Regions from separate parts of the Homo sapiens genome. Here region 2 is linked to region 1. A link is an interaction called in ENCODE POLR2A ChIA-PET data of the cell type or tissue named here. Cell type or tissue: OCI-LY7. All regions are shown on one strand. Links, peaks and the distances in the headings refer to the core of each region. The heading gives the core; the rest is flanking DNA.

What was found. ChIA-PET counts read pairs that join two places held together with the same protein. Peaks named below come from ENCODE experiments on the same cell type or tissue, not always from the same donor. Only the 100,000 strongest peaks of a DNase experiment are listed, where the experiment ranks them.
Region 2: POLR2A ChIA-PET joins it to region 1 with 18 read pairs; 3 of 35 experiments call an interaction of 5 or more read pairs at or near these places.

The regions. Positions count from the first base shown.
Region 1 is chr22:35,852,811-35,868,533 of GRCh38, forward strand. The region is part of intron 2 of RBFOX2 (RNA binding fox-1 homolog 2); the gene reads right to left. Among named protein-coding and RNA genes, the nearest start is that of APOL5, 140 kb to the left of the region's middle. In OCI-LY7, for the core only: no CTCF peak of the experiment used is centred there; DNase peaks (open chromatin) are centred at 7,441, 8,241, 8,851 and 10,787; H3K4me3 peaks cover 3,015 bases; H3K27ac peaks cover 7,263 bases.
Region 2 is chr22:35,672,813-35,688,535 of GRCh38, forward strand. No RefSeq gene overlaps it. Among named protein-coding and RNA genes, the nearest start is that of APOL6, 32 kb to the left of the region's middle. RefSeq lists an enhancer at 6,711-7,000. In OCI-LY7, for the core only: a CTCF peak has its summit at 11,629; DNase peaks (open chromatin) are centred at 8,829 and 11,649.

The DNA.
Region 1 (15,723 bases), core at 3,457-11,456:
AGAGGAAATTCCCAGATGCTGTTGTATTTAAGATGAAAGACTGTAATTCAAATCCTAAAACAACTGACATAATTTAAGCATGAAAGTGATCCCCAAATGTTATTGAAGGCCTAGTCAATTTCCAGAGAAAGATTTAAATTCTTCTAGACTATACATACAAGGTGAAAAGATACGACTGATGCATTATTAAATGAAAAAAATTGCCAGGCACAGTGGCTCATGCCTGTAATCCCAGCACTTTGGAAGGCCAAGGCGAGCGGATCACCTAAGGTCAGGAGTTTGAGACCAGCCTGGCCAACATGACGAAACTCCATCTCTACTAAAAATACAAAAATTAGCCGGGCGTGGTGGTGGGTGCCTGTAATCCCAGCTACTCAGGAGGCTCAGGTGGCAGAATCATCTAAACCTGGGAGGCTGAGGTTGCAGTGACCCGAGATCGTACCACTGCACTCCAGCCTGGGCAACAAAGTGAGCCTCTGTCTAAAAAAAAAAAAAAAAGAAAGAAAGAAAAATATTATGTTGTTTAATAATGTGTTATAGTTCTATATTTGTAAATGAAATTATATAGGGGTATGCATGCATGTATGAATCTATGTGTACATCAATCAATAAATTATGTATGTAATTAGACTTTGAAAAGCAGTGCTCCAAATAAAATGAAAAAACTAAAAAATTTATTGTGTAATTAGTTAAGCTTTTATTAAGTCACATATAAGTTAGACATGTATGTATATGTATACACATATACGTAATGTATTGGTTGACATACACACCAATATATGCCATATGTCCACACATTATATATACACATACCATTATATGCCATACATATACATATATATACACACGTGTGTGTGTGTGTGTGTGTGTGTGTGTGTGTGTGTGTGTGTGTGTAGCCATTAAGACAAAACTAGTACCTCCAGGCGGTGGAATGGGGTGGTGGCTGGTTTTCGCTTACTAATTTAGAGATAAATTTCCAATCGTTCATACACATTTAAATTAGCATTAACTGCTCCTATAATTTGTTAAAAGTTTAAAGGAACCAAAACAGATTTTACTTTCAATACAAGTACTTTAAAAATTATTAATATTCCCATGGTCTCTGATTTATATGACTAGGCCAGGCACGGTGGCTCACGCCTGTAATCTCAGCACTTTGGGAGGCCAAGGCAGGTGGATCACCTGAGGTCAGGTGTTCGAGACCAGCCTGACCAATGTGGTGAAACCCCTTCTCTGTTAAAAATACAAAAAATTAGCCAGGCATGGTGGTGCATGACTGTAATCCCAGCTACCTAGGAGGCTGAAGCTGGAGAACTGCTTGAATCTGGGAGGCGGAGGTTGCAGTGAGCCGAGACTGTGCCACTGCACTCCAGCCTGGGCAACGAAAGCAAAACTCTGTCTCTAATAATAATAATAATAATAATACGACCACATTTGCTTTACCTAACATAATGTGATAACTATAAACTCTCATTTAAGACTAGAGGATATAGGCTGGAAGCAGTGGCTCATGCCTATAATCCCAGCACTCTGGGAAGCTGAGTCAGGAGGATTGCTTGAGGCCTGGAGTTTGAGACCAGCCTGGTCAACATATTAAGACCCTGCCTATAGCCCCGCCCCAAAAAAATTAGCTGGGTATGGTGGCACACAGCATGTGCCTATACTCCCACCTACTTCGGAGGCTGAGGTGGGAGAATCACATAAACCCAGGAGGTCAAGGTTACAGTGAGTTATGATCATGCCACTGTACTCTAGCCTGGGCAACACAGCAAGACCCTGTCTCTTGAAAAAAAAAAAGACTAGAGGATATACACAATAAAGAATCTTAATCTTTAGATATATGATTAAGATATCTCACCTAGGTTCTGCTGAAACCATGCCCAGGTATAGCTTAAATCATCAGCTCTTCAGAAAAATGTCAAAATAATGTAATATTTGAATTATAACTCTTATACTTTATCTTGCCTTTTACCCATTTCTTTCTGTAAAATTTTTTTAATTGCTATAATTTGAAGACTAATAACTTAGTCAAACCAAAATTTGAAATAATACTGATGGAAAAAAAAAGGAGAATCTTTTACCTATAAGACAAAACACACTACAAAAAATCAAATTATAAACTTGAAAGGTTTCTCTCTCTTTTCTTGATATGGTCTTTCTTCAGAATAATGTAGCCTCAGTTATTAACAGAAAGAAATTCCATGCATGGATCAATAGCTCAACATCATTCTTTCAGTATTTTTCCCATTTATCAAAATGATTTTAAAAATAGAAACAAAAAATGAAAATATTTTCAACTCAGAAATTACTCCTGAGTCCCCTCCCTCATCAGAAAAGACTGGGTATTTCCTTAAAATTTTAAATAATATATTTACTCAAAAATTCTAGAAATAAAAAGACTAATTTTCCACAATAAACTCAAGAGTTATTGGCTGATGATGCCAATCTATTCCACTTTCAAGTTTACACTCTACAATATTATGGATGCTTTTATAGTATTAAAGTTCATGTGTCCTGATCAATAAAAAACATGAATTCAGAAAATAGTCCTTCATGTATATTTCCATACATCTCTTTAGCAAAGACATGCAATACCAATTCACTTTTTTTTTCTGAGACGGGGTCTCACTCTGTCACCCAGGTTGGAGTGCTATGGCACAATCTCAGCTCACTGCAACCTCTGCCTTCTAGGTTCAAGGATCCTCCCACTTCAACCTCCCAAGTAGATGGAACTACAGGCGCATGTCATGGCTCCTGGCTAATTTTTTCAACTTTTTTTGTAGACATGGAGCTTTGCCATGTTGCCCAGGCTGGTCTTCAACTCCTGAGTTCAGGCGATCCACCTGCCTCAGCCTCCCAAAGTGCTGGGATTATGGGTGTGAGCCAGCATGCCCAGCCCCAATTCATTTTTCAACATAAGTTTTAACACTTGGGTCGGGCACAGTGGGTCACACCTGTAATCCCAGCCCACTGGGAGGCTCAGGCAGGCGGACTGCCTAAGTCAAAGAGTTCAAGACCAGCCTGGGCAACATGGCAAAGCTCCATCTCTACCCAGGCCTGGTGGCACATGCCTGTAGTCCCAGGTACTCGGGAGGCTGAGGTGGGAAGACTGCTTAAGCCTAGGAGGTGGAGGTTGCAGTGAGCTGAGATTGTGCCACTGAACTCGAGCCTAGGAGACAGAGTGAGACTCTGTCTCAGGAAGAAAAAAAAAAAAAGTTTCAACACTTAGCACACTTAGAATGTCTGTTGAACAGAAATTTAATGATATCAGGGAGAAACAGACCTAGACTTAGAAACAGACCTAGTTATTCAAAATCTAGACCTAGAAATAGACCTCGTATTTAAGAGTGAGATATTTAGAAATTATCATGAGATTTGTAAGGTTTAAGTTTTGCTAAGGATAAGGTAAATCAGTCTCATGCCAGAGGACATGGTTGATGATGCTGTAGTGTTATCTGTACACCGACATACAACCCTTGGGATCTCAAGACTTAGCAAGCACTGGTTAAGTTCAGTCAATCAAATTAACCAGAAAATATTTAAGATTCTTTTCCTCCTCTCCTATTCTCTCATTCCTGTTTTCTTCTCTCTTTTTCTTTCCCTTCTGCCCATGCCACAATCCTGCCAAATGTTTAAGGATATTAGCTATGCCTCAGGGTAGAATGCTTTAGCAAAGATTGCCGAGATTTCTGCCTGAGGTATAAATTTGGTTTTAGTCACAGTATTCTTAGAAGGTTCCAAAGATTCTATATTACCCTGTGCACCAGGGTAAGACAGAACTTCAAAAAGAGATAGGTCAGTTCTAGAGGCCAGGAGGGGAAAAAAAAAAAAAAAGAGCAAAAGAGCTAGGGCTTGAGCTGGAAGGATGAGGATGGGACAGGGGGTGGAGGAGGAAGATATATATGCAGGCAAAATATGTCATTAGAAATATGCAACACTGGGCCAGGCACGGTGGCTCACACCTGTAATCCTAGCACTTTGGGAGGCTGAGGCGGGTGGATTGCCTGAACTCAGGAGTTTGAGACCAGCTTGGGCAACACGGTGAAACCCATCTCTACTAAAATACAAAAAATTAGCCAGGCGTGGCCACGTGCGCCTGTAATCCCAACTACTCGGGAGGTTGAGGCAGGAGAATTGCCTGAACCCGGGAGGCAGAGGTTGCAGTGAGCCGAGATTGCACCACTGCACTCCAGCATGGGTGACAGAGCGAGACTCCGTCTCCAAAAGGAAAAAAAGAGAAAGAAATATGCAAGACTGACTGACTAAGGGATTGTGTGACCAGTTTACTTGACTATGGGTAGGTGGTGGCAAATGACAAGAAAAGTAGGTAGGTTCACTATGGAAGGACTAGGACATCCTGCTACGTATTTCAGATCTGATCTTTAAAGATTGAGCAAGAGGAAAAGAGTGCTACATAAATAACGTTTTGTGAAAATGGCTCTGGTGGCTGCAGGTAAGAATGAAAAAGGGAACAACCTAAAGGTGGGGAAACCAATTAGCAGCTACCATTACAAGAGGTTACAGATGACTAATGCAAAAAATACATATTAGCAGTAGGAATAAAGAAGGTATAGATATATAAGAGATGACGAAGACAACATCCACAGTAATTGAAGACTGTCCACATGTAGGGTATAAGAGAAAGGTTCTAATTCTAGCTAACTAGCCAAATAAGAATAACACTGCTAATACAGACAAATCTGAAGCATAAACTGGTTTGAAGTAATGGTAGAGAAGGTATAACAGGTACTCGGGGTTGAAGGTACAGCTAGAGGAGAGGTCAGGGTTAGACACGAAGATCAAAGAGAAAAGGAGAAATAGCCATGGCCATAATGGGGTTGAGATTCCTCTCCCACACTGATGCAGTCTGTAACATTTATTATACATCAACCATGTACTCCAAAAAAAGAAAAGTAGAGACAAAAGAAAAATGGGAGGTGGAGGGGAGACACAGACAGATAGAAGGCAAAGGCTGAAAATAGAACCTTGAGGAATCCTTGCTTCAAGAAGGCAGAAATAGAAACAGAGGATAAAAAGATTAAGCATAATCGTGTACTATTCACAAAAGCCAGGAATACAGAGGACATCTGTTTCTTTTCTTCGATCTCACATCCTTTATACTAGGGAAGGTATTTCATAAATTGATATCAGAGGTGAATATATAACAATGCCAAGTAGAAATCTAGAAAGGTTAAAGAAAATGAGAATTTAGAAATAAATGACTGAATTTAGCAAACAAGAGTTAAAGAGTTTTCAGAGCACTGTTTTAGTAATATGAGTAAAAAGAATGGTAGCAAACCTGATAAACTCATGGTCAGAATGAAAAATAGACAAAATGCCTGCATATAAATTTTAACAAACTTTCTATTGGGATACTTGATTTCCAAGTGGCAATAAAGTACAAAACCAATTATTGATACATTCAACTACCCACAGTTGCCTCTATCAAGGAGAATTTTTACTTTATTTTGTTTGGTTTTGGCCTCTGTGCCTTTGATCATGTTTTCTTACCCATTTCAAAATGCCCAAATCTTAAAAATGCTACCTTAAATGCCATCTGCTCCACAAAGCTCTTCCTGATTACCTCCAACTAGAAGTGATTTCTCTTTCCTCTGAACTTATATGGCATTCTCTATTTGTTTTTAGACATACTTATTTTATTGATTAGATGAATTCTCTAAGGATAGAACCTGTCCATCCATCTTCCTATTTCTCACAAATAATTAAGCTAAAGGCCAGGCACGGTGGCTCAGGCCTGTAATCCCAGCACTTTAGGAAGTCGAGGTGGGTGGATCATTTGAAGTCAGGAGTTCAAGACCAGCCTGGCCAACACGGTGAAACCCCAACTCTACTAAAAATACAAAAAATAGCTGGGCGTGGTGGTGGGCACCTGTAATCCTGGCTACTCAGGAGGCTGAGACAGGAGAATCGCTTGAACCCGGGAGGCGGAGGTGGCAGTGAACCGAGATCGTGCCACTGCACTCCAGCCTGGGCAACAAGAGTGAGACTCTGTCTCAAAAAAAAAAAAAAAAAAAAGAATTAAGCTAAAACAGTTTATACAGTATATGCTCATCAGTATATGAAAAGAGAAGGTCTGCAATAAATTCAAACTACAAATCAGAGGTAACTGAATGAATCACCACATACAGACCATCCCTAATTTGTTAGTCAGTCAATATTCATTCAATCATGATATCTTCAACATTGCATGAAGGCCTACAAACAGCAAAAACTATTCAAGAGCTGAAAATACAGGGGAGAAAAAGTAGAAAATAATACACACCAAAATACCATTCGATAAATGCCACGCTTATTCCAATATGGCTTGGGAGAAAATAAAGCAGCAATTGCTACTATAGCCACCACCACCACCATCTAATTTCTCAGGGTGAAGAAAACCCAGAAATATTTCACAAGCAATTAATGCTTAAAATGTACTTTAAAAAAACTAGCGGGAGTTTTCTAGATGGATTAGGGTGGTGGTGGGAAGCTTTGAGGCAGTGGAACAACTTTTCAAGTGCATAAAACAGCATAGCATACATGAAGCCATACCTACAGAAAGGCAGGCAGGTCAGCATACCCAAAAAAAGTCAAAAGCCTATTTAAAAATATCCATGGAAGAGTTCTATTGATTCTAAGGTACTGAGAAAATTGTAAGGCTTTCTACACCAATGGAAATCTTTAAATTATACCTACCAGAAAATAGCAAATCATAGTTAAGTATGGAAACACTCCTTTGCATGACACATGGTACAGAAAGGAAGTATGGGTAATAACAGAGTAAACCATGGAATGGCTGATATGCATTTCTGTTTTGGAATGAGAGACATGGCATACAAACTGTGAGGCAAGGAATTAGCAGTTTTGTTAAAAGTGTCATTCATAAATCAGTAAATGGATAGGACAATAGTTATTCACTTTTTGTTTTTAAGTTAGAGGCAGGGTTTTCACCATGTTGGCCAGGCTGGTCTCACACTCCTGACCTCAAGTGATCTACCCACCTCAGCCTCCCAAAGTGCTGGCATTACAGGCATGAGCCACTGTGCCTAGCCATTAGTTATTCACTTTAAATTTACAAGACAATATATAAAGGTTAAGGGGCAAAATGTAAAACTTTCAGAGCAGGAAATAATTTTAAATATTCTAATACTGTTAGGGAAACATACCTAAAAATAATTTCACATACATTATCTTATACAACAAAACTTTTTTCTCTCCATAATAACTTTTATCTCAACTAACTCATAATACCTTTTTGGTGAACTACAAAAAATTGGTCATAATATTTCACAGCTCCTCCATCAAGAAGTGGAATTTGTTTCTTCCACCCCTTGAATTTGGTCTTAGCTTTGTGACTCACATTGGTCTTGGGGATATTAGCAAATATCACACAAGCAGAGGCTTGACAGGTGCCTGTTCACTGAGGCTTGCCCTCTCTTGCTACTCTCTGGAACCCCGACACTACTGTGTGAAGAAGTGTGAAGGACGAGAGCAAGTGGAATACAGATGAACTGCTCCAGCTGAGCCCCCAGATCAACTAACCTGCCAACTGCCAGACATGAGAGTGAGGTTATCCTAGACCACTGAGGCTCAGCAAATGCGGCCAAGACTAAAACAATCACCCAAACTCCTGACCCGCAGAACTCTGAGCAAATAAATGATTAACACTTTGTTAAGCTATTAAGTTGTGGGAAAGTTTGTTACACAGCAAAACCTAACTGACACAATTTCATTGCATAACATGAAGATGTAAACCTCAATACTGACACCAACACCACACTGTCTGCAGGCTTTAAATCAGGCTGTGTTAGTCCTGCAACTTTGTTTTCCTTCTTCAAAGTTGTTTTGGCTATTCTAGGTCTTTGGCATTTCCATATGAGTTTTAGAATCAGCTTGTCAATTTCTACAAATATCTGGCTAAGATTCTGATTGGGATATACACTGAATCTACAGATCACTTTGGGGAGAATTAACATCCGAGAGAATTGAGTCTTTCTGACTATCAACACAGTATATCTCTCCACTTCATTCCACTATTCAAATAAAGGGTTTTTAAAGATTATGACTATCTTTTCTCTAGGCCTGTACTGAAATCGAATGCTATACCTGATGTTTGTAACACTTATCATTTCTTCTGAAGTCTGCTAGATCCCATAATACTCACATCCCTATAAGACTGTATGATACTGGTGTCAAGAGAGAAAAATAGATCAGTGAAACAGAATAGAAAGTCCAGAAATAGATCCACAGGTGCAAACGGAATTCAGTAGAGAAAGAACAGTCTTTTCAACAAATGGTGCTGACACAACTGGATGAAAAGAAACGAGATTTATACTTCTTTCCAAATACAAAACAACTCAAAATGGACCACATACCTAAAAATGTAAAAGATAAAACTGTAAAACTTCTAGGAGAAAACTTCTGTGACCTTGGATTAGGCAAAGATTTCTAAGCTATAACATTAAAAACATAATCCATAAAAGAACAATAAATTGGACTTCATTTAAAACTTCTGCTTATCAAAAGACACTGTGAGGAGAATAAAAAGACAAGCCACAACTGAGAGAAAATGCTTGCAAAGTATACACCTGATAAAGGACTTGTATTCAGAATATACAAGAACTCTCAAAATTCAACCATAAGAAACAAAACAACCCACGTTTTTTAAAAAATGGGCAAAAAAAATGAACACCTGATTAAAAGAAGATGGTAAATGAGATAGTAAACAAGCGCATGAAAAGAAGCTCAGTATCATTATTCACTAGGAAATTAGAACCTATTAGTATGATATCACTACATACCTATTTAAAAGACTTCGACAATACCAAGCTTTGGCAAGGCTATGGAGGAACCGAAAGTCTCATATGCTGCTGGTGGAATGTAAAATGGTATAACCAATGTGGAAACAGTTTAGCAAGTTCTTATAAATTCAAACACACACCTACCATATGATCTATCTATTCTAACTATTTACCCAAGAGAAAAAAGAACATATAAAGAATATGAATATGAATACTCATAAAAAATCTATTTGTCTGGCCTAAAACTGGAAACAATCCAAATATCCATCAACAGATAAGTAATAGTGATAAACAAATTGTCATATATCCACAATTACTACTACTTAGAAATAAAAATTAATGAACCACCAGTATATACAGTAACATGGATGAATTTCAAAATAATTATGCTGAGCGAAAGAAGCCACGCAAAACAGTACTTATTGTATGAGTCCATTTTTATACAATACTAGAAATTGCCAACTAATCAATAGTGACAGAAAGCAGATAAGCGGTTGCTTGGAGATGTGCTGGGGAGGTAAGAGCATATTGGGAGCACTACAAAGGGGCATGAGAAAACTTACGGAGATGATTCATATGTTAATTATCTTGGTTGTGGTGATTTCACGGGTATATACATATGCCAAAACCTAACAAATTAATTTTATATAGGTGCAGTTCATTGTATATCAATTATACCTCCATCGAGTTGTTAAAAAATTAAAATAATGAATTCTTGTCCCACTTAATGCAATGAATTTTTGAAGGGTTAGTTATTTTCTTTGGAGGGGGGGGGGAATGATAAAAGGAGATGGGGGAAAGGCATCCGTCTTCCCTAAAACACTACAGAAAAGGTCTTCTGAAAAGGAAGACTGGTAGCAAATTCCTTCTGATCAGTCTAGATTAGCCCCCTGCTAGAGAACCCCTTTAGCACGTGCATACATCCTCCTCACTTTGCCAGACATATCATCGTTTCTGTCTCTCCCACTTCAGGAGGGCAGGTACTACATAGTCCACCTTCTTCCTTAAAGTATCCCTAATACCTAGCAGAGTACCTGGTTGTAGTACACAAGCAACATCACATGTGGGTAAGAGTTCAGGCCTCTGTTAAGCCAGGCTACTTGATTCGAATCTTAGCTCCATAACTTCTTAGCTGTGTAATTTGAGAAAAGTTATTTAACACCTCTCTGCCTCAAGTTCTTCGTCTGGAAAAAGAAGATAATAATAGTACCTATCTCATGGGGCTGCTGTGATGACTAAATCAGTTGATATATGAATAGGCCTGGCATATACTGATTATTAAATTATAGTTGATGTTATCGGCGTCATTGCTGTCGTCGTCATCATCATTATCTCTGATAATTGAAGGACATTTAAAAGAGATTGAGAATTATCTGAATTACGAAGCTAAATCTATATCTGAGGAATAAGTGGCCTCAACAGCAGGCAGAAAGCATATAAAGAACTAGGTAACTGTGTTAGGAGGAGAAAAGTCAGCTGGGGGGCAGGGGAGAGCACCTACCCATACCTAGCACAGGGCATTTACGTTATTTTTGTAACATATTGTTGTTATTTTGTAAATATTTGTAACATTTTACAAAATATGTTATTTTTGCAAATATTTGTTATTTTGTAACATATTTATGTTATTTTTGTAAATTTATGTTACATTTCTGTAACATAAATCAAGTGAGAAGACTACCCTTGACCAAGAAGGGAATATCAATAAATAAAGGAGGAGAGAAAATTGAAGTGATTTTTATGCCAAAGCAAATTTCCTTAAGCACAAAGCAGGCAACATGTTCTCTCTTTAACAGTACCGAAAAACAATAAGAAGCCATTCTCTTGCGTTCAAAATAAAAAGCTAATCCAAAAAGGCGGCCAGGGTGTCTTGAGCGTGTACCTGCCCCTCTTCTTGGATTGTGTTCACTATGCTCATGCCTTACAGATGAGCTGTCAGGAATCTGACAGCTGCACCTGACTCTCATACCTACTGGGGATAGAGACAGGGCTCTAAGAGCAGCAATGTAGCAGTTGTGGGAATCCTTGGGTTAGCACTAGCCCCTTGATCCATTCAGACCTGTAATCTCTTCTGACTTTGATTTAATGCAGCAATTACTGGTAATGTGGTTTGAAGGAGATAAATGCCCAGTGTAGCCAGCTGTCGTTTACCCTGCTCACGATGCAAGAATATTTTTAAATTAAAATTCCCTTTATGATAAAGGAGCTGCTTCACTGAATGTTTCTGTGCAGCTCTGATATGGAACTTCCCCCAAAGCGGATTAGAAATCGAAGTTGCCCCTCCTCACTTCGGGCAAAGCATGCATATATACAATTACTCCAACACCTAAAGTGAGTTCCTTAACCCTAAATTTCCCATTTATACAATTAGATCCTGGTAAAAACTTCTTCTGCTTCTCAGATCAGTGTCAGCATTACATGATTTTCATTAATAATGATTCATCTGTTTTTGCAAACATATTCTCTTAATTTCCTTTTAAATTAATATGCAAAGTAAACATTCATAATCATATATGCATAAAAGACCTTTTTACCTATTTCACTTGGAAAAAATAAAGTACAGCTGAACATAAAATATCAAAAAATAAAGCCAGTTTTATTTTAACTCATAATACAATGTTTTGCTACACTTTTTATATCTAGGAATCTGAGTAATTAAGTCATAAGTGAAATAAACATAGAAGGGTTCATAGTACCTACCAGGGTTTTTTCCCCATGACCTGAAACCACTATAATATAGCAATTTAAGGAATTTACATAAGTTACTCAGTCCAGGTCAAAACTGTATAATGTGGGCAAATCAGTTGAAAACAATGATGACAACCACCACCCAATAACTAGAGGGAACATAATCATGTGAGGCCCCAAAGGTGAACATTTGGTACAGGTTTACTGGTTGCTGAATCAATCAATAAAAGTTTTGATCTAATTCTCAAACTTCCCACCCCCAAAAGTAGAAATAAGAAAAATAATAACTTATACTTAGGATCTATTACTTTGATTGCTTGGAGAGGATGGTCACTGACAATTATCCTTTGAGAAATGAAAGAAACAGAGCACAAGGTCTGAATCAGTTATATTGTGCAAAGTAGAAACAGTGACTTAAGACCAAATGTGTATTTTCTTTTCCTAATGCACACAGCACCAGTTCAGGGCAAAGGTCAAAAGCTAAGAAATGACTTTTTGTTCCACTATTAGAAAGCAGTGTCTCCATTGCAATTAATTCATCCAATATTTTTTGACTAAGAGCTTCTAAACTGAAATAACATCCCACTTTCAGAAGAGTGCCATATGCCTTCTCAGGAAATCCAAGGCTAAGACTAGATTCCCTCTCAGGAGGCCCTGCCAAGACCTACTTTAATCTTAGGTTTAAGAATACAGAACTGATGTCATCCTTGCAATACTAATGCTACTCTGCAGAAGTATTCATGGGTCTTTGGCTCTCTTTGAGAAAACTGATCTTCTCTTTCATAGAAAGATAGATAACTTTGGAAAAATAACTGTATGAATATATACTACATACATGGATGGATGGATGGATGGATGTATATCTCGGCCCTTGGAAAAAAAGCCTGGCATGATTAATAAGATTAAAGAGGGATTTAGGATAAATAAGATGAAAGTTAGTATGATCCTTACAGGATTAAACCCTAAATCCTAGTATGAATCCAATGAGTTTTTAAGATCAACACCATATAACAGGATTAAATCAATAGCCACTTTTGTTTTATATTGAAAACAATCATAGTTGGTAACACCAGGCCTATAGCACCAATTCCTCAGTTAAACACTGAGGAGTTCAGGACTAAACAGGGGCTTTTCCTCTGACTAGGCTTGGTGACTGCCCTACCTACACAGGTCCAAAAACCCGTATCTTTAATTCCAGCGTTCAAAAAGCCTGGAAAACTAAGTTTCTTTCTTCACCATCCTTTTCCCCTCCCCCATCTTTATTATTATTTTTTTTTGATGGTGATAGAAGAGGGATTCACTTTGATAGAAGAGGGATTCACTTAGTGACAAATGTGACCTAAACTAGTGTGGATATAACAATATTATGGTGTGAATATTCAAAAACATTTAGCTGCAAATAGATGAGTATGATTACACAGTGTTGCCTCTTACCCAAATACTGGTGGTTAGCCTAATATAGGGTACATGTATTGCATATTCTTTCTAAAACCCAAAAGATTCCAAATGATAATACATATCTGGCTTCCAGAGTTTCAGATAAAGGACTGTTGTGTTGTTCTTTAGCTAAAAAAAAGGCAGCTATGCCATGAATAACAGCAAATCAAGGAAAAAAATTAAAATTGTTAACACAATAAGCAACAACATGCCAAATATTGGCTATCACACTGTAGCCAGTGTGTCTAAGATGGATATGCACTGGGGATAAATTAGAAGACACAGAGATCCAGCTGGAACTACATATGCTACAGATTGATAATTACATTTTAATAACTAGAAAAATAGTATATTTTAAGTAAAATTTCTCAAAAGGTTGGTTTAGGGGTAAGCTTTTAAAACCTGCCATCAATCAAAAGCAAACAATAACAAAAGACTTTTGGGGGTATACCAGAAAAGACAACGTGAAGGTTTATTCAAACTGCATAATTAAATATGTATTTCCTAAATACCTTTGTAGTCTTATGATTCTTAGAATTTTAATTCCTAAAATAAACACAGAAAGGCAATTTGGAACATAATATATACGCCATTTTTTTGAAAGTGCATACATTAATTTTCAAACTCATTTATATTTATTAATTTCAAACAATTTATCTTGGAATATTTATATTTATGCATTAATTTACACACATGCATCTCTTTGATAGACATACTATTATTTAATTAACATAAAACAAAACTACAGACTTCTGCTTCCAGGAAGATGGAATACACATACTTTTCCCTATCCCTCCCACTAAGTACAATTTAAAACCCTAGACATTTCATATATTAAACATAAGATGACTCCTCAAAGGTTGAAAGAAGCAAGAAAACTAGACAGGGTGGTGAGTTCCTTGGGTTTTCTTCTTGCCTCATGTAGCCCAGACTTGCAACTAAAGGACCCAGAAACACCAACAGGCACTGACAAAAAAAAGCCCCCAGTGAAAGGCTCCTCTCAGCCAAAGAACAAGAAAAGGGGTGGCCTAGCAAGACAGAAAACATGCAGGCTGCCTTAATCCAGCCAAATACCACTTCACTCCCACTCACGCCAGGAAAGGCCAAGTGAGGAGCCTTCACTTCTACCCTGGCCAGGCTCTAACCAGGAGTCTCAACATCCCCATCCAAGAAATATCACAGAATTAGAGAGCCCTTGGAGCCCTACAGAATGTGTAACAGTATCTACGTTCAATGTCTTGATTTCATAACTGCATTGTGGTTATGTAAGAAAACGCCTTTATTCTTAGAAAATAAATATGAAATTATCTAAGACTGAAGGGATTTTATATGCACACACATGCACACACACACACACTTAAAACGTACTTTCAAATGGTTCAGAAAAAAAGAGAATAGTACAGCAAATGTGGCAAAATGATAAAGAAAAGAACCTTTTAAGGTTAACAGATATATTCACTACCTTTCCTGTGATTGTGTCACAAGTAGTTTGCCTATGTCAAAATTCCATCAAATACCACACTTGAAACATTTGCATGAATCTACAATTATCTCAAAACAAAGTTTAATGAAAACAAAATCTACTTGGCACTGAAATCCAGAATAATATGAGTACATCTGCCAGCAGTTTTATATTTTGATGTCACCCAGAATGCCATAAAGTGATGACACCTAATGTTTGTAATGATTATATCATGTATTTCTTCCTTTGGAGTTACCAAATCATTGTATGGGCTTTACAATGTATTCTTTGCGTTTACTAGACACACAATTGCTCACACCATAGGACAAAATCAGTATGCAGAAACCACCTTGTAATAGCCTTTTTAATTTGTTATTCATGTTTCTTAAATATACTAACTAAATATTGTTGCTTTGGTAAGGGTTACCAGAACTTAAAGAGATGGGCCCTCTGTAAGTAAGTTTGATTAGCTTTTTAAAATTAGCATTCTTTGAAAACTATTTTATGAAGAAAAAATTAAGGGCTCCCATCTTCCATTTGACCATCAGTTCTACAATTTAAAATTTTTTTAAATTTTTTCTTTTTTACCTCCAGAGGAAGTTCCCTTGAATCCTCTTAGCCAAAAACAAAATATGACTATCAAACAAAAGACATAAACACTTTTAGATATGATTAATTGCCAACGTAATATCCAACACAGCATATCACACCACTTTTTAAAAACCAGTTCTGCCAGGCACAGTGGCTCACACTTGTAATCTCAGCACTTTGGGAGGCTGAGGTGGGAGGATCCCTTGAGCCTAGGAGTTCGAGACCAGCCTGGGCAACATGGCAAAACCCTAACTCTACTAAAAATACAAAAAATTAGCTGGGTGTGGTGGTGTGAGCCTGTAGTCCCAGCTACTCAGGCGACTGAGGCAGAGAAAAACCTGAGCCCAGAAAGTTGAGGCTGTAGTGAGCCACAATGGCACCACTGCACTCCAGCCTGAGCAATGGGACCTGGGTGACAGGAATGACATGCTGTCTCAAAAATAAATAAACAAATATAAAAACCAGTTTTTATATTACCTATATAAACTATTGGAACTTAAGAAAAATTAGGATAGAAATTTTGGCTTGAATCAAATAAGGACCAATACTAATATGTAGAACCTTCATAGAAAGTGTAGGTTAACACCATAGTGCTTGTTACTTCCCATTTTAAACAGCAAAAGTGAGAAAGGATCTATCACAGATACTTTTGGAATAATCTTTTTAAAATAAGATAATAGGCAGGCGTGGTGGCTGACACCTGTAATCCTACCAATCTGGGAGGCCAAGGTGGGAGGACTGCTT
Region 2 (15,723 bases), core at 4,295-12,294, 180 kb before region 1:
TAATTTGTCTTTAGTCAAAATGGGAAACTGGAGAGAGAAATACTATGTTTCAAAAACTATGGTACACTTGTTATTAAATTCTAGTCTCATCAGTTGTTTTTAAGTTTGTTTCTGCAATTTAGGCTAACCCTGCTTATTCCTGTAAACCAACCAGTGATCTCTGACTGCTGCTTAAAAGAAACAAGACAGATGGGTAATGTAAAATGTGAATCAATATTCTAATTCTGCCTATCAACCCTGTATCAGCTTGGCTCCAACAGTTGCCCAGTTCATGGAAAGCCTTCTAATTTAGTTTACTTGGAATAATTTTACTTATTTTGCTTTACAGTTGTGGAATATATTGCTATTGAAATCTTGTTGTGTAGGAATAAGGATATGCTTTCTCAATGTTTTCTTAAACACTTATTAATCTTCCAGATATCACCTCTTGTCGAAACTCAGAGTTAGGAATGGCCATTACTATGCTGATGCTTTCTGACTGAGCTCCTCTCTACCCTAATACAAAGGACTCTCACAGTTAGGTTAGGAATATCATCACCCCTATTCAGTATGAAGAAGTTACAGAAGGTGGATCTTAGTCCCTCCGCAACCCTTATGATTAAGGGTTCTCTTATAAAAGGGAGGAGGGAAATGTAAGAGGTGTTTAAACCAGAGCAACTCCATCTTGAACAGAGGCCGGGTAAAATAAGGCTGAGACCTCCTGGGTTGCATTCCCAGACAGTTAGGCATTCTAAGCCACAGGATGAGACAGGAGGTCAGTACAAGATACAGGTCATAAATACCTTGATGATAAAAGAGGTTGCAATAAAGAAGCTGGCTAAAACCCACCAAAACCGAGATGGCGATGAGAATGACCTCTGGTCGTCCTCACTGCTCCACTCTCATTAGAGCCATGACAGTTTACAGATGCCATGGCAATGTCAGGAAGTTACCCTCTATGGTCTAAAAAGGGGAGGCATGAATAATACACCCCTTGTTTAGCATATAATCAAGAAATAACCATAAAAATGGGCAACAAGCAGCCCTCAGGGTTGCTCTGTCTATGGGGTAGCCATTCTTTTTTTTTTTTTTCTGAGATGGAGTCTTGCTCTGTTGCCCAGGATGGAGTGCAGTGGCACCATCTTGGCTCACTGCAATCTCTGCCTCCCAGGTTCAAGTGATTCTCCTGCCTCAGCCTCCCTAGTAGCTGGGGTTATAGGCATGTGTCACCACACCCAGCTAATTTTTGTATTTTTAGTAGAGATGGGGTTTCACCATGTTGGCCAGGCTGCTCTCAAACTCCTGACCTATGATCCACCTGCCTCGGCCTCCCAAAGTGCTGGGATTACAGGCATGAGACACTGCGCCTGGCCCATTCTTTTATTCCTTTACTTTCTTAATAAACTTGCTTTCACTTTACTCTGCATACTTGCCCTGAGTCCTTTCTTGTGCAAGATCCAAGAACCCTCTCTTGAGGTCTGGATGGGGACCTGTTTCCAGTAACACGTTCACTCACCTGCATGCACAGTCAGTCCTCAGTAGGCCTGTATTGTTTTATGCCAGCTTCTATAGTAAGAGCCAATGATAAGACAGGAGGATTCCTGGGAGAAATGTATTTTGTGTTCTCTCTTCCATATCAACTCACCCTCTTGTTGCCTCTCTGTGTTCTCTTCCTCTCCAACCCTGGCAGTCATCCTGGGTGGGATCCTGGGTCTCCACAAAAAAGGATGTCACTGGAACCTGCTCAACCACATTCCAGTGGGAAGGAGAGAGCCCTTCTGCATGCCCCCAAGACTCAAATCCTTGAAGCTCCTTCAGGACTTCAGAACATGTAGGAGTTCTCCTGGCTGCCCAGCTCACCTATCTTAAAAATATATATTTTTTAATTTTATCTGATTTAGCTGCTATTTTGAAAGTAGTGCATAGACATTAAATACATTTTTTTTGAATTCAGGAAACTAAAACATAGGAAGAAATAATGCACTAATTAAAAGTGACAACTGTTGGTATTTTGGCATAGAAATTCCTTCCTGTGCTTTTCTTGCTTTGGGGGCTGAAATGCTGGCTTTAAGTCATTAGACTACCTGCTGGGGACCCTTTCTCAAGGCTGCATTACAAAATATGCATTATAACATATGTTTCTGCAACCCACTGAGTTTTCTTTCTAATTTCCAATTTTCTCATTTGCCTACAGATCTGTAACTTTTTGTCTTGCTGTTCTTACTGTAGTTGAAGAAATAGGCAAAAAGTCTATCTAGGTTGGTGTCTTGAGTGGCTTTTCATTGTTCTCCTCTCCTGCAATATGAGTTAATCTTCTCTAGTTGAGGTAGATTCCAGGGAGGGTGGTCCAAGACAATTGCATTCCTTCTGGACAGAATTTCCCTTAATTAAACAAGAAAACTTCAAAGAAAGCCCTTCTCTCTGCTTTGGAAGGGAAGGGGGCAGTGGCAGAAAGTCAGAGAGAGACCTTTGTAAACCAAAATAAAATTCAAAGCCCCCCCACCCCAACAACCATCTGAATGGACTTCTTCTTCCAGGTCGGAGCCCTCTAAATTTAACCTGAAAGACTGGTTCAGGTCATGACGGGAAGTGGGAGTTCGGAGATGCCTCAGTATGCCCTCCTCTCTTTTGGAATTCAGGAAAAGCCAACCAGCATTTCACATCAACACAGAACTTAAGCCTGCTATCTGGAGACTTCGTCTGCAAGATAAAGCTCTGGTCTCCAAAAACTTTTTTTTTTTTTTTCCAGAGACAGAGTCTCACACTATGCCTAGGCTGGAGTGCAATGGGGTGATCTCAGCTCACTGCAACCTCTGCCTCCCGGGTTCAAGCAATTCTCCCGCCTCAGCCTCCTGAGTAGCTGGGACCACAGGTACCCACTACCACACCCTGTTAATTTTTTTTGCATTTTTAGTAGAGATGGGGTTTCACTATGTTGGTCAGGCTGGTCTCAAACTCCTGACATTGTGATCCGCCCGCCTCAGCCTCCCAAAGTGCTGGGATTACAGGCCTGAGCCACTGGGCCTGGCCCTATTGTTAATAATTCTTTCAACCAATTGCCAATCAGAAAAATTTTTAAATCTACCTATAACCCTATAAACTGGAAACACCCACCTCCCCAACAAGTTGTCCCAATGTTGGAAGTAAACGCTCAGTGCCGCCAAGTGAAAATAGCACTCAGGCAAAAGTTTTCTCAGCAAGGCAATTTACTTCTATAGAAAGGTGCGTCTCGCAGATGGAGCAAAGGCAAGAGCACACTGGACAAGGGAGGGGAAGGGGGTCTTATTCCTAATGCAGCTAGTCCCTACTGCTGTGCCTTTCCCCTATTGGCTAGGGTTGGACCATACAGTCTAAGCTAATTCCAATTGGCTATTTTAAAGAGAGTGGGGGTAAGAGCCAGAGTGGTGGGGTGAGTGTTTTCAGCGGGAAGGATGGTTACAGAGCAGGTGACTAAGGATGACTAGGGACAGAGCAGGTGATAGAGGATAGGAGGGGATTGTTTACTGAAACTAGGGGCAAGGAGACATAAAGAATGAGGAAGTTAAACTTTAAAATAGAGAACAAAGAACAGGGGAGCTGAACATACTGATACATTGGTTTTTTGGAGAGGATCTCAGAACTCATTGTACTTAACAATTTTCTCCCTCTTGAATTTTAAAGGAAGTTAACAGGCTAAAACCTTTGAGGAGGAATTTATTATATCCTGCACCAGCTTTCCAGACTGGACCAATATATATCTTAAATATATTTGACTGATGTCTCATGTCTCCCTAAAATATATAAAACCAAGCTTCACCCTGACCACCTTGGGCATAAGTTCTCAGGATCTCCTGATGGCTATGTCATGGACCATGGTCACTCATATTTGGCCCAGAATAAATTTCTTCAAATATTTTACAGAGTTTGACTATTTTTGAGGCCTCTGCAGTATTTTCTACAGTTCAATGCTTTAGTTTACCACAGGTGTTTTTTTCCTTTTTTTTTTTTTTGAGACAGAGCCTTGCTCTGTCACCCAGGCTGGAGCGCAGTGCCAAAATCTTGGCTCACTGCAACATCCACCTCCCAGATTCAAGTGATCTCCTGTCTCAGCCTCCCGAGTAGCTGCGATTACAGACACCCCCCACCATGCCTGGCTAATTTTTGTATTTTTAGTAGAGATGGGGTTTCACCATGTTGGCCAGGCTGGTCTTGAACTCCTGACCACAAGTGATCCACCTGCCTTGGCCTCCCAAAGTGATGGGATTACAGGTGTGAGCCACTGCACCTGGCTGAGCCCTCCTGTTTTGTTCTTTTTCAATATTGTAATGGCTATTCAGAGTCCCTTAAGAGTCCATATAAATTCTAGGATGAATTTTTCTACTTCTGCGAAAAATGTTGTTGGGATTTTGTTAGAGCTTACAATGAATCTGTTGATCTCTTTGGGTAGTATTAACATCTAAACAATATTGTCTTCCAATCCATGAACACAGTATGTCTTTCCATTTATTGATGTCTTCTTTAGTTTCTTTCAGCAACATTTTGTAGTTTTCAGGATACAAGTCTTTCACCTCCTCGGTTAAGAGGCACTAACAATTTAAAGCTGGTTCTTGTCCACAGTAGTTCCCTACAGCAAATGTGAAACACAACTCATGTTGCAGTTTAAAGGTACCGAGTACAGCCCTGGCTGAGAAACTCTGTAAAAGGAGAAAAAAAAACTTCCCCAGCCCCAGCAACCAATACCTAAAAGATTTGTAAGCAGAAATTTTCATTCCTGTAATTTATTCATTCTCTCAGCTGCACCTGTTTGTTAAGGCCACAGGGGCTGTCATCAACTAAGAGCTATTCCGGTAAAGCAAACAAACAAACAAACAAAAAAACCCTGGCTCTATTTTCAGCAGCTACCCAGCTCTGTGGGTGCCAAGTCCATGACCCCGCATGACTTTTGTAACCCAAAGCCAAAGGCCGGAATTTAGGCTCAGGCAACACAATCTCTGGGTGTTATTTTGCCCCTTAAATTGCACTCTTTGTACAACGTTTCTGGCCCCATGCAATAACCCAGAAATAGACACAAGAATTAGGCAGATGGAGATAGAAATAGCGCCTTAATTACTGATGAAGCTGTTAGAGAATGAGGTTCCTTCTCTCCGAGCCATGTGGGCTTATGAATATTTCACCCCACCACTGGACAGATTATCCATCCCTGGAGCAGGAACCCTGGACAACTGTGTGCCTCTCCAACAGGGCTTGTCTCTCTGACACCTGCAGCTTGAAGGAGCAGAACTAAATACGTGCTCTCCTGTATGTAGGTAGATCCTAAGGAAAGTTGAGAAGAAAGGGCTAAGCTAGGCATGACTCCACTCCTTCAAAGATTAACAGATACATTTCACCCCCTCCCTGCAGGAGGCTGGGAGCTTTGCTCCCATAAAAGTTCCAGCACATAGAAACAAGAAAAAGCAAAATAAGTGTTTCCTCCTATATAAAGCAATTTAAAAGCTTAATTTACACCCATACATTTGCTCCTTACAAGCAAAGAATAAATTTCTTTCAAATGCTTCGGGATCATTTGTAAAAATATATCAAGCACTAATCTACAAAGAAAATCCCAATAAGATTTTTTTAAAGTAATTATAGAAGCTGCCTTCTATGACCATACTGCAATAGAGCTGTAACTTAACAATATAAGGATGATCAATTTTTTGCTCATTTTCTATTTTAAATTAGGTTTTAAAATATGAAGTGTGCAGTTTAATTAATGTTTACTTACTTATCCACCACATAACTACCACTTGATGAAGATACGGAATGTTTCCAGCACTCCAGACAGCTCCCTTTTATTCCCATCCGGTCCATATTCACTGTATATGCTTTCTATGGATGCTGCAATAAATTACCACAAATGTAGTGGCTTAAAACAATACACACTTATTGTCTCACAGTTCTGTAGGTGAGAAGTCTAGGTAAAGCTCAACTGGGTTCCCAATCTTATCTTGGCCTTTTTTTTTTTTTTTTTTTTGAGATGGGGGTCTCGCCACATTACCCAGGCTGGTCTCGAACTCCTGGGCTCAAGCAATCCCTCTGTCTTGGCCTCCCAAAGTGGTGGGATCACAGGAATGAGCCACCATGCCCAACCTTGTCTTAGCATCCAACTACCAAAGTCAAGGTGTTGGATGGCCTGGGCTATTGTCTGGATACTCCAGGGGAGAAACTGCTTCTAGGTGTCTTCATGTCATTGGTAGAACTGACTACTTCTCATGATTTCCAGAACAATGACTCAAGTCCTTGTCACACTTTGAGACTTCTGACTTCCTCTTCTGCCGCATCTCTCTACCTCCAGCCAGGGAATGTTCTCTGCTTCTAAGGGCCCGTATGATTAGATTAGTCCCATCCAGATAATCTCTGTCTTTTAATGTCAACTCATTAGTAACTTTAATTACATCTGCAATGTCCCTCTTGCCAGGTAACATAGCATATTTATAGTTTCTAGGGATTAAGATGGGACATTCTGGGAAACTGTTATTCTGCCTGCGATATCCACTCTTCTGATTTGTCACCATTGATTAGTTTTCCTTGTCCTTGACATTCATATACATAAAATCATACAGTACTCTTTTGTACTCAGAGATATATCTGTGAAATTCATCTGTGTGGTTATGTGTAGCTTTAGTTAATTATTTTTTACTGCAGTGAAATTCCGTTATATACCAAAATGCATTCTTCATTCTAATGATGAACATGCTTGAGGCTATTATAAATAAAGCTGTTATGTATATCCCTGTTAATGTGTGTGATATGGTTTGGCTCTGTGTCCCCACCCAAATCTCACCTTGAACTGTAATAATCCCCAATGTCGTGGGAGGGACCTGGTGGGAGGTAATTGACTCATAGGGGCAGTTTCCCCCATACCGTTCTTGTAGTAGTGAGTAAGTCTCACAAGATCTGATGGCTTTATAAATGGGAATTCCCCTGCACATGCTCTCTTGCCTGCTGCCATGTAAGAAGCCCCTTTGCTCTTTCTTCATCTTCCACCGTGATTGTGAGGCCTCCCCAGCCATGTGGAACTGCGAGTCCATTAAACCTCTTTCCTTTATAAATTACCTAGTCTCAGGTATGTCTTTATTAGCAGCATTAAAACAGATGAATACAGTATGTTTTGGTAGTTTTATACACTCACTTCTCTTGCACATATAGCAAGTAGTAGAATTACAGTTTGTAGAGTGTACATATTTTAGCTTTAATAAACACATCTGAAGTGATTGTATCTATTTTCATTCCCACCAGTAATGGTTAGAGTTCCAGTTGTTCCACATCCTCACCATCATTTGTATCGTCCCTAAAAAATTTTAGCCAGTTTGCTGAGCATGTAGTGATATCTTTGTGATTGTGATTTTAATGTATATTTCTTTGATGACATATGTTTGTTTGTTTGTTTTTGAGACGGAGTTTAGCTCTTGTCATCAAGGTTGGAGTGCAGTGGCACAATATCAGCTCGCTGCAACTTCCGCCTCCTGGGTTCAAGGATTCTCCTGCCTCAGCCTCCCTAGTAGCTGGGACTACAGGTGCATGCCACCACGCCTGGCTAGTTTTTTGTATTTTTAGTAGAGATGGGTTTTCACTGTGTTAGCCAGGATGGTTTCGATATCCTGACCTCGTGATCCGTCTACCTCAGCCTCCCAAAGTGCTGGGATTACAGGCGTGAGCCACAGTGCCCGGCCTCTTTGATGACATATGATACTGGTATCCATGTGCTTATTGGCCCCTTTAATCTCTTTTTTTGTGAGATGCCTGTCCAAGCCTTTTGCCCATTTTTATTCTGTTATTTTTCTTATTGATTGAAGAATTTATTTTTTTTTTACATTGAAGTCTTTTGTCAGATATATTTATCATAAATATCTTCTCTCAGGCTGTGGCTTGAGGCACTAACAATTTCAAGGTGGTCCCTAAACTGATAGTGTCTTACTGATATATACCCTCTTACTGGTATATGTATTTTTAAATTTTTGGTACAATATATATAATATGAAATTTACCATTTTAACCATTACAAAGTGTACAGTTCAGTGGCATTAAGTACATTCACATCGTTGTGCAACCATCCCTACCATCTATCTCCAGAACTTTTTTCATCTTGCAAAACTGAAACTCTCTACCTATTAAACAATAACGCCTCATTCCCCCTTCCCCTATACACTGGCAATCACCATTCTACTTTCTGTTCCTATGAATTTGATTACTCTAAATACCACATATGAGCAAAATTATGCAGTATTTTTTTTGTGACTGATTTCTCTCTCTCTCTTTTTTTTTTTTGAGACAGAGTCTCACCCTGTCGCCCAGGATGGAGTGCAGTGGCATGATCTTGGCTCACTGCAACCTCCGCCTCCTGGGTTCAAGCAATACTCCTCAGCCTCCTGAGTAGCTGGGATTACAGGTCCATGCCACCACACCCAGCTGATTTTTGTATTTTTAGTAGAGATGGGGTTTTGCCATGTTGGCCAGGCTGGTCTCAAACTCCTGACCTCAAGTGATCCACCCGCCTCAGCCTCCCAAAGTATGGGGATTACAGGCGTGACCCACTGCACCTGGCCTGGCTTATTTCACTTAGCATAACGTCTTCAAGGGTAATCCATGTTGTACCATGTGTCAAAATGTCCTTTCTTCTCAAGGCTAACTAATATTGGATATATATATTAGGTTGTTGCCAAGGTCATTATGGTTTTTGCAATTAAAAGTTAAAAATTAAACGAAAACTGCAATTACTTTTGCACCAATCTTTGTTGTACCACAGTTTGTTTATCTATTCATCCATTTGATGCAGGGTTTTTGCTCCTTAGTTCAGCTAAATCCAGGTTTTTGTCTCACGACCAAGAAAAATTAGGCATGCAGACACATTGAAGGGTGAGGTGGGCAGAATTTACTCAGTGAAAGGAAAGCTCTCAGCAAAGAGAGGGGCTCTGCAAGCAGATTTCCATTTCACAAATTGAATACCGGAGCCACTAGACACAAGCTGAAGAGGTCAGGATCCTCCCCTGCATAAAGTGTGAATTTCTGGTAGCTCCACCCCATTCCCCCAGGGCATGTGGGCCTCCAGTCTGCTGTGGGTATGCCCAGGCAAGCTCCCTGTGCAAGTTCCCTTATCTGCATAAAGTGTCTGGTGATTACATCTGGTGATTTCATCTGGTGTAACCTGGGGTGGGTCGGAGTTTCTCCAGGGACCCTTTCCTATCTGCCTCAGCATTTGGCCATCTCCTGCCTCTATCACATTTACACTTGGGTTGCTTCCTCCTTTTAGCTATTGTAAATAGTGTTGCTATAAACACGGGTGTACTCTTACTGGTATATTTTAATGTACAAAATTTCTTAGTGAAGTCCAAGTTATAAATGTTTTCTTCTATCTATCAGTTCTTTTAATGTTGTGTAGAATATTTGCATATCCCTAGATCGTGAACATATCCTCCTCTGATTTTTTCTGTAAGTTTTATTGTTTTATTTTAAGCTTTAAATCTGTCATAATCAGCAATTGATTTTTATGTGTGATGTGAGGAGGGAATCAAGATTCACTTTCTTTGGCTGGGCACAGTGGCTCATGCCTGTAATCCCAACAGTTTGGGAGGCTGAGGTGGGTGGATAACATGAGGCCAGGAGTTCAAGACCAGCCTGGCCAACATGGTGAAATTCCATCTCTATTAAAAATACAAAAATTAGCCAGTCATGGTGGTGCGTGTCTGTAATCCGAGCTACTCAGGTGGCTGAGGCATGAGAATCACTTGAACCTGGGAGGTGGAGGTTACAGTGAGCCAATATTATGCCACTGCACTCCAGCCTGGGAGACAGAGTGAGAACTTATCTCAAAAAAAAATTTCACTTTTTTCCCATATGAATATCTAATTGATCATCACCATTTGTGGCAAAGACCTTCCTTCTCCTACTGCATTGCAGGGTGCCTTTGTTGTAAATGAGGTGGTGGTACAAACACAAGGTTAAACAAATAGACCAACAGAACTTATACAGTTTGTTTCTGGATTCTCTGTTTTGTTCCATTGGTCTATTTGTCTGGCCTTGTGCAATACCATACTCTTAATTACTGTGGATTTACAATGAATCTTTTAGATCTTGTGATGTAAATTTTCCAACTTGTTCTTTATCAAGATTGCTTTTGTTACTCTAGGTCGTTTTTATTTCCATATAAATTTTAGAATCAAATCAACTTGTCAATTTCAATAAAAATATCTGCTAGTGTTTTATTGAATCTATAGATCAATTTGAAAATAATTGAATTCTTGACAAAACTGAATTTTTCAATTCATAGTATCTCTCCAATTATTTAGGTCTTTCACTTATTTTAACAATGCTTTGTAGTTTCAGTGTCATGAAAATTATTTCCTGGATATATTCTTAGGTATTTGATGTGTTCTAATATCATAAATTATTTATTTCATTTTATTATTGTTTGTCTCTTAGTATGAAGAAATACAATGCATTTCTGTATACTGACCTTGTATCCAGGGAGCCCACTAAATTTATTATAATCTAATGGCTTATCCGTAGATTATTTTAGATTTTCTACATGTACAATTACAGTTGAGCCTTGAACAACATGGGTTTGAACTGTATGGGTCCCCTTATATGCAGATTGGAGAAGGGATGAGAGAGAGCGAGAGAGAGAGAAGGAATGAGAGAGAGAGAGAAGTGATGAGAGAGAGAAGGAGAGAAAGAATGAGAGAGAGAGACAGGATGAGAGAGAGAGAGAAGGACAGAAGGAATGAGAGAGACAGGAGAGAAGGAGTGAGAGAGAGAAGGAATGAGAGAAAGAGAAGGAGAGAAGGAATGGGAGAGAAGGAATGAGAGAAAGAGAAGGAATGAGAGAGAGAGAAGGAGAGAAGGAATGACAGAGAGAAAGAGAGAAGGAATGAGAGAGAGAAAGAGAGAAGGAATGAGAGAGAGAAGGACAGAAAGATTGAGGGAGAGAGAAGTAGAGAAGGAATGAGAGAGAGAATGACAGAAAGATTGAGGGAGAGAGAAGTAGATAAGGAATGAGAGTGAGAAGGAGAGAAGGAATGAGAGAAAGAGAATGAATGAGAGAGAGAAGGAGAGAAGAAATGAGAGAGAAGGAGAGAAGGAATGACAGAAAGAGAGAGAAGGAACGAGAAAGAGGAGAAAAGGAATGAGAGAGAGAAGGAATGAGAGACAGAGAGACGGAGAGAAGGAATGACAGAGAGAAAGAGAGAGAAAGAATGAGAGACAGGAGAGAAGGAATGACAGGGAGAGAGAAGGAGAGGAGGAGAGAAACTGACATGGACTCTGGTGGACATTTGTAAAACATCACAGCCACCCAGCACTTGATCGGTAAACTCACTTTCCCAGCCACCAAGAAGCTGGAATGAAGACATAGGTGATCTGCCCTGGGATGGAATTGGAAGCTGACTTGGAGCTGGATGCAGTAACTGATGTGTCCTGATCCCCTTTTGAAAAGAGTATTTTTGTGTGTATGTGGGCTAAAAGGGGTTTATAAATATTATTTTCTGTTACTTTGTTTTGTTTATTTAAGTGTGTGTGTGTGTGTGTGTGTGTGTGTGTGTACTTGCTGATGTTGGGTAGTCAAAGGCTTTGTAGACTTTGGTGATTCTTTTTGCCCAGTAAACACTTTTCCTCCATTTGGGGGCGCTCCCTGCTCTATAGCTCTTGGTGGGATGTGGCAATAGCCTCTGACTACAGAAATCAGATACTCATTCCCAGCCTCTCTTGATGCAGAGATGCAGCCAAACAGATGTACCCATATTAGACTTCAAATCATGAGCTCCCTCCAGAATCTATTCTGGGGATAATGGCAGCAGTTACATCCTGTTTCCAGAGCCAACAGCATAAGAGGCTGTAGTCGTGTATCCAGCATTGGTCACGTTGGTGACAATGGTGCTGAAGTCAGAGCTGTCTGTGCCTACCAGTGCTTCCCACTAAACCACTTTTCAGTGTGATTTTGGGTGCTGTTCCTGAGGGTGTTTCTTCTGGACACAGATTGTATATAGGCCATTTTTCCTTCTCTCCTAGAGAGCTTCTGAGATACCTAATATTTGGTAATACATTGCTTTTCTGATTAAGCTAGTTTGGGTTCACTTTGTTAGCAGCTAGGAATGCTGACTGGTTCAGGAATGAATTAGGTCATAAAATGAAAAGTCCAGCAATGTCCCTGCTTCAGGTAAGGTTGGTTCTAGGTGCTCAACTATATACTAGGACTTTTTTTTTTTTTTGAGACAGAGTCTCACTCTGTTGCCCAGGCTGGAGTGCAATGGTTCAGTCTCAGCTCATTGCAACCTCCACCTCCCAGGTTCAAGTGATTCCTGCCTCAGCCTCCCAAGTAGCTGGGATTACAGGCAAGTGCCACCACACCCCACTAATTTTGTACTTTTAGTAGAGATGGGGTTTCACTATATTGGCCAGACAGGCCTTGAACTCCTGACCTCAAGCGATCCGCCCCCACCTTGGCCTCCCAAAGTGCTAGGATCACAGTCATGAGCCACCGTGCCTGGCCTAGGACTCCTGTCTCTCTCAGGTCTGCTTTCCTCCACGTGGGTTTCTTTCCCAGGAATGACCTTTGTACAACATGGAAAAGATGACCATCAGAGATCTAGATTTGCCTTGTCCTTTAACTAGCAGCCCCAGAGGGAAGGGCGTCCATCTTTCCTACCTATTTCTCCCACAGAAGTCCTGGGAATGGCTCTGCCCAAAGCACCAGCATGGCAGAGGTTCTGCAGTTAGTGTCTGAGAGCCTTAGTGTTTCAGCAATTTTTTTCACAGCTTCCCTAGGTCACAGAAATACTGAACAGTTCAATTACCAAGTGGCTAGGTCCAAATGGTTTGTGAACCTCTGCAATCCACTCATGGGATAGGCCGGCTGAGTCAGGCACCCACCTCTGCAAAGGAGGTGCACCCACACTTCCAGGAAGAAAATTATGATGGGCAAAGTATAAAAGATATCCACCATTCCTCTGTCCTGATGGAACAGCCTTGGCAGGCCTGTGTCTGGTAGATATAAACAGAGTGTGCGCGTGTGATAGGTAGCATATGATCAGCAGAAGAGCTGGCCTGGGTCTGGGGCTCTGTGGAGCGCATCTGGTTTATTTATAGGTTGCTCGTAACCCAACCTGGATCCTATTAAGTAACCTGTAAAAACAAGCCACACCACCGAACATGGAGGTCCAATGCCGATTCATGACCCTGAGAGCTCCATCCTGAGGGGGCGGGCCCGGAACGTGAGTACTGCATTTGGAATGAGGGATGCGGAACCGTGGGAAGGGACAAATCAGTTGCATTTATCTTTCCTTTTTTGCCCAAAAACCCAATAAACACACCTCTTCCTTGTTTAGTTCCTGTGCTCTGAGGGTGAATTGCAGCATGTCTAGAATGAAACTGAGCGGTTGTACTAAACTTGCTGCCTGGCACTGATGTTGCCCAAGGCAGGAAAGCCGGTGAATAGTGTCGCTTTGTAGGCAGGGGGGCAAGGAGGAGTTTGGCGTGGTTTGTACCAACTTGTCAGCATTGTTTATTGATAACAGTAAGACTGATTTTCTCCTGGTGAGACCCCCAGAGAGCTGTGCTGCAGAAGCTAGTTATGTAACAGGAATTTGTGTATGTGACCTGTGAAACATAAAAAACCCCAGCCGAGACTCTCTTTTGGGCCCCTTAGTTCTGTGGTGCTCTGTGCACCTGCCAAGGGTTCTGTATCTGAAAGAGGAAGTGCATTTTGCCATGACCATACAGTAGAGAGGACAATAGAAACCCAAACCGGCCCTGCCAGACCCCTTGCTGTGAGCTGGCCATAGCTGTGATGCACATCTTCTTCTTTTTTTTTTCTTTGGTCTCTGTTGCACAGTGGAGTCCAGTGGCATGATCATATCTCATTGACGCCTCCAACTCTTAGGTTTAAGCGTCCTCCCACCTCAGCCTCCTGGGTAGCTAGGACTACAGGGGTGTGCCACCACACCTAGTTTTTGTTTGTTTGTTTGTTTTGTTTTGTTTTGTTTTTCTTGAGACAGAGTCTTCCTCTGTCACCCAGGCTGGAGTGCAATGGCATGATCTCAGCTCACGGAAACCTCTGCCGCCTGGGTTCAAGCAATTCTCCTGCCTCAGCCTCCCAAGTAGCTGGGATTGCAGGTGTGCACCACCACACCCAGCTAATTTTTTGTATTCTTAGTAGAGATGGGGTTTCATCACGTATGCCAGGCTGGTCTCAAACTCCTGACCTCAGGTGATCCACCTGCCTCAGCCTCCTAAAGTGCTGGGATTACAGGCGTGAGCCACTGCACTCAGCCCAGGCCTAGTTAATTTTTAAATTTTTTGTAGCAATGGGAATCTCATTCTGTTGCTCAGGCTGGTCTCGAACTCCTGGTCTCAAGCAATCCTCCCACCTCAGCTCCCCAAAGTGCTGAGATTACAGGTATGCACCACCATGCCCTGCACACATCCTGACTTTAATGTTAGCTGTAGAGTGCTCCTTTCTCTTCAAGAATCTATAGATTTGTAAGCACTGTCATTTGGAGCCCTATAAATCATTAGCAATAAATCCTGTAACTGGCACTCTTAGTGCAGTCCCTAAGGTTAAAATGACTCGATTCTGTCTAATTGGGCTGAGAAGGACATAGATGTGTTAGTCTCTAGTTTCTCAAGCTAATCCACATGCCATTCTGCTGATAGAGGATTCGCATTCAAAATATCTATAGATATTGCCAGATTCTCATGTCTATCAGTAACGTGTGGACAGGCCTTTTGCACTACACTGTCATCAAAATTCGAGGTGCTCAATCATTTGCATTTTTGCCGTCTGAGAGGTGAAACATTTGATGTCATTGCCTGCACTTGTACTTGGCAAAATCAAGCATGCCAGGAAGGGAGTGTAGCTTGCCTATCTCCCTTGGTTTCCTGAGGAGGTTGCCAGAAGTGTAGTGCTCTCAGCAGCCCCTACGGAGTGAAGAATCCATTATTTCAGAGGAGATCAGAGCAAGCCAGAACTTGTGGTTTTACAATATTTTAGTTTGGGGTCAAGGGTTGATCGGCATTCAAGATTCATTCTTGGGCTGGGTGCAGTGGCTCACACCTGTAATCCCAGCACTTTGGGAGGCTGAGGGGGGTGGATCACTTGAGGTCAAGAGTTCAAGACCAGCCTGACCAACATGGTGAAACCCTATCTCTACCAAAAATATAAAAACATTAGCCGAGTGTGGTGGTGTGTGCCTGTAATCCCAAATACTTGGGAGGCTAAAGCAGGAGAATCACTTGAACCCGGGAGGCGGAGGTTGCAGTGAGCCAAGATCACGCCACTGCACTCCAACCTGAGTGACAGAGCGAGACTCCATCTCAAAAAAAAAAAAAAGATTCGTTCTTGTGACATATAAGGGAATGCTTCTATATCACAGGTACATCCCACCACATCCCACTACTTACTGCACCATCGCACCCACTTGAGGTTTCAGTGCAGCAAGCCTGACCATGCCCTACCACACCTCACACCTTTTCAGATCTGTGGTCCATTTTCTTTCTGTCTGCCTATACTTTTCTTGTTAATTTGTAGACACTCTTTACATATGATGCATATTAACCCACGGTCTGTCACATGTACTGCAAATATATTCTTCAGTCAGTCATTTGCCATTTTACTTTCCTTGTAGTTTTTTTTTTTTTCTATTCAGAGTTTTAAAATGTGACATAGACATTTTCCTTTAGGTACCTGGATTTCATGCCATGCTAAGAAAGGCCTTTATTCATCCAACATTATAA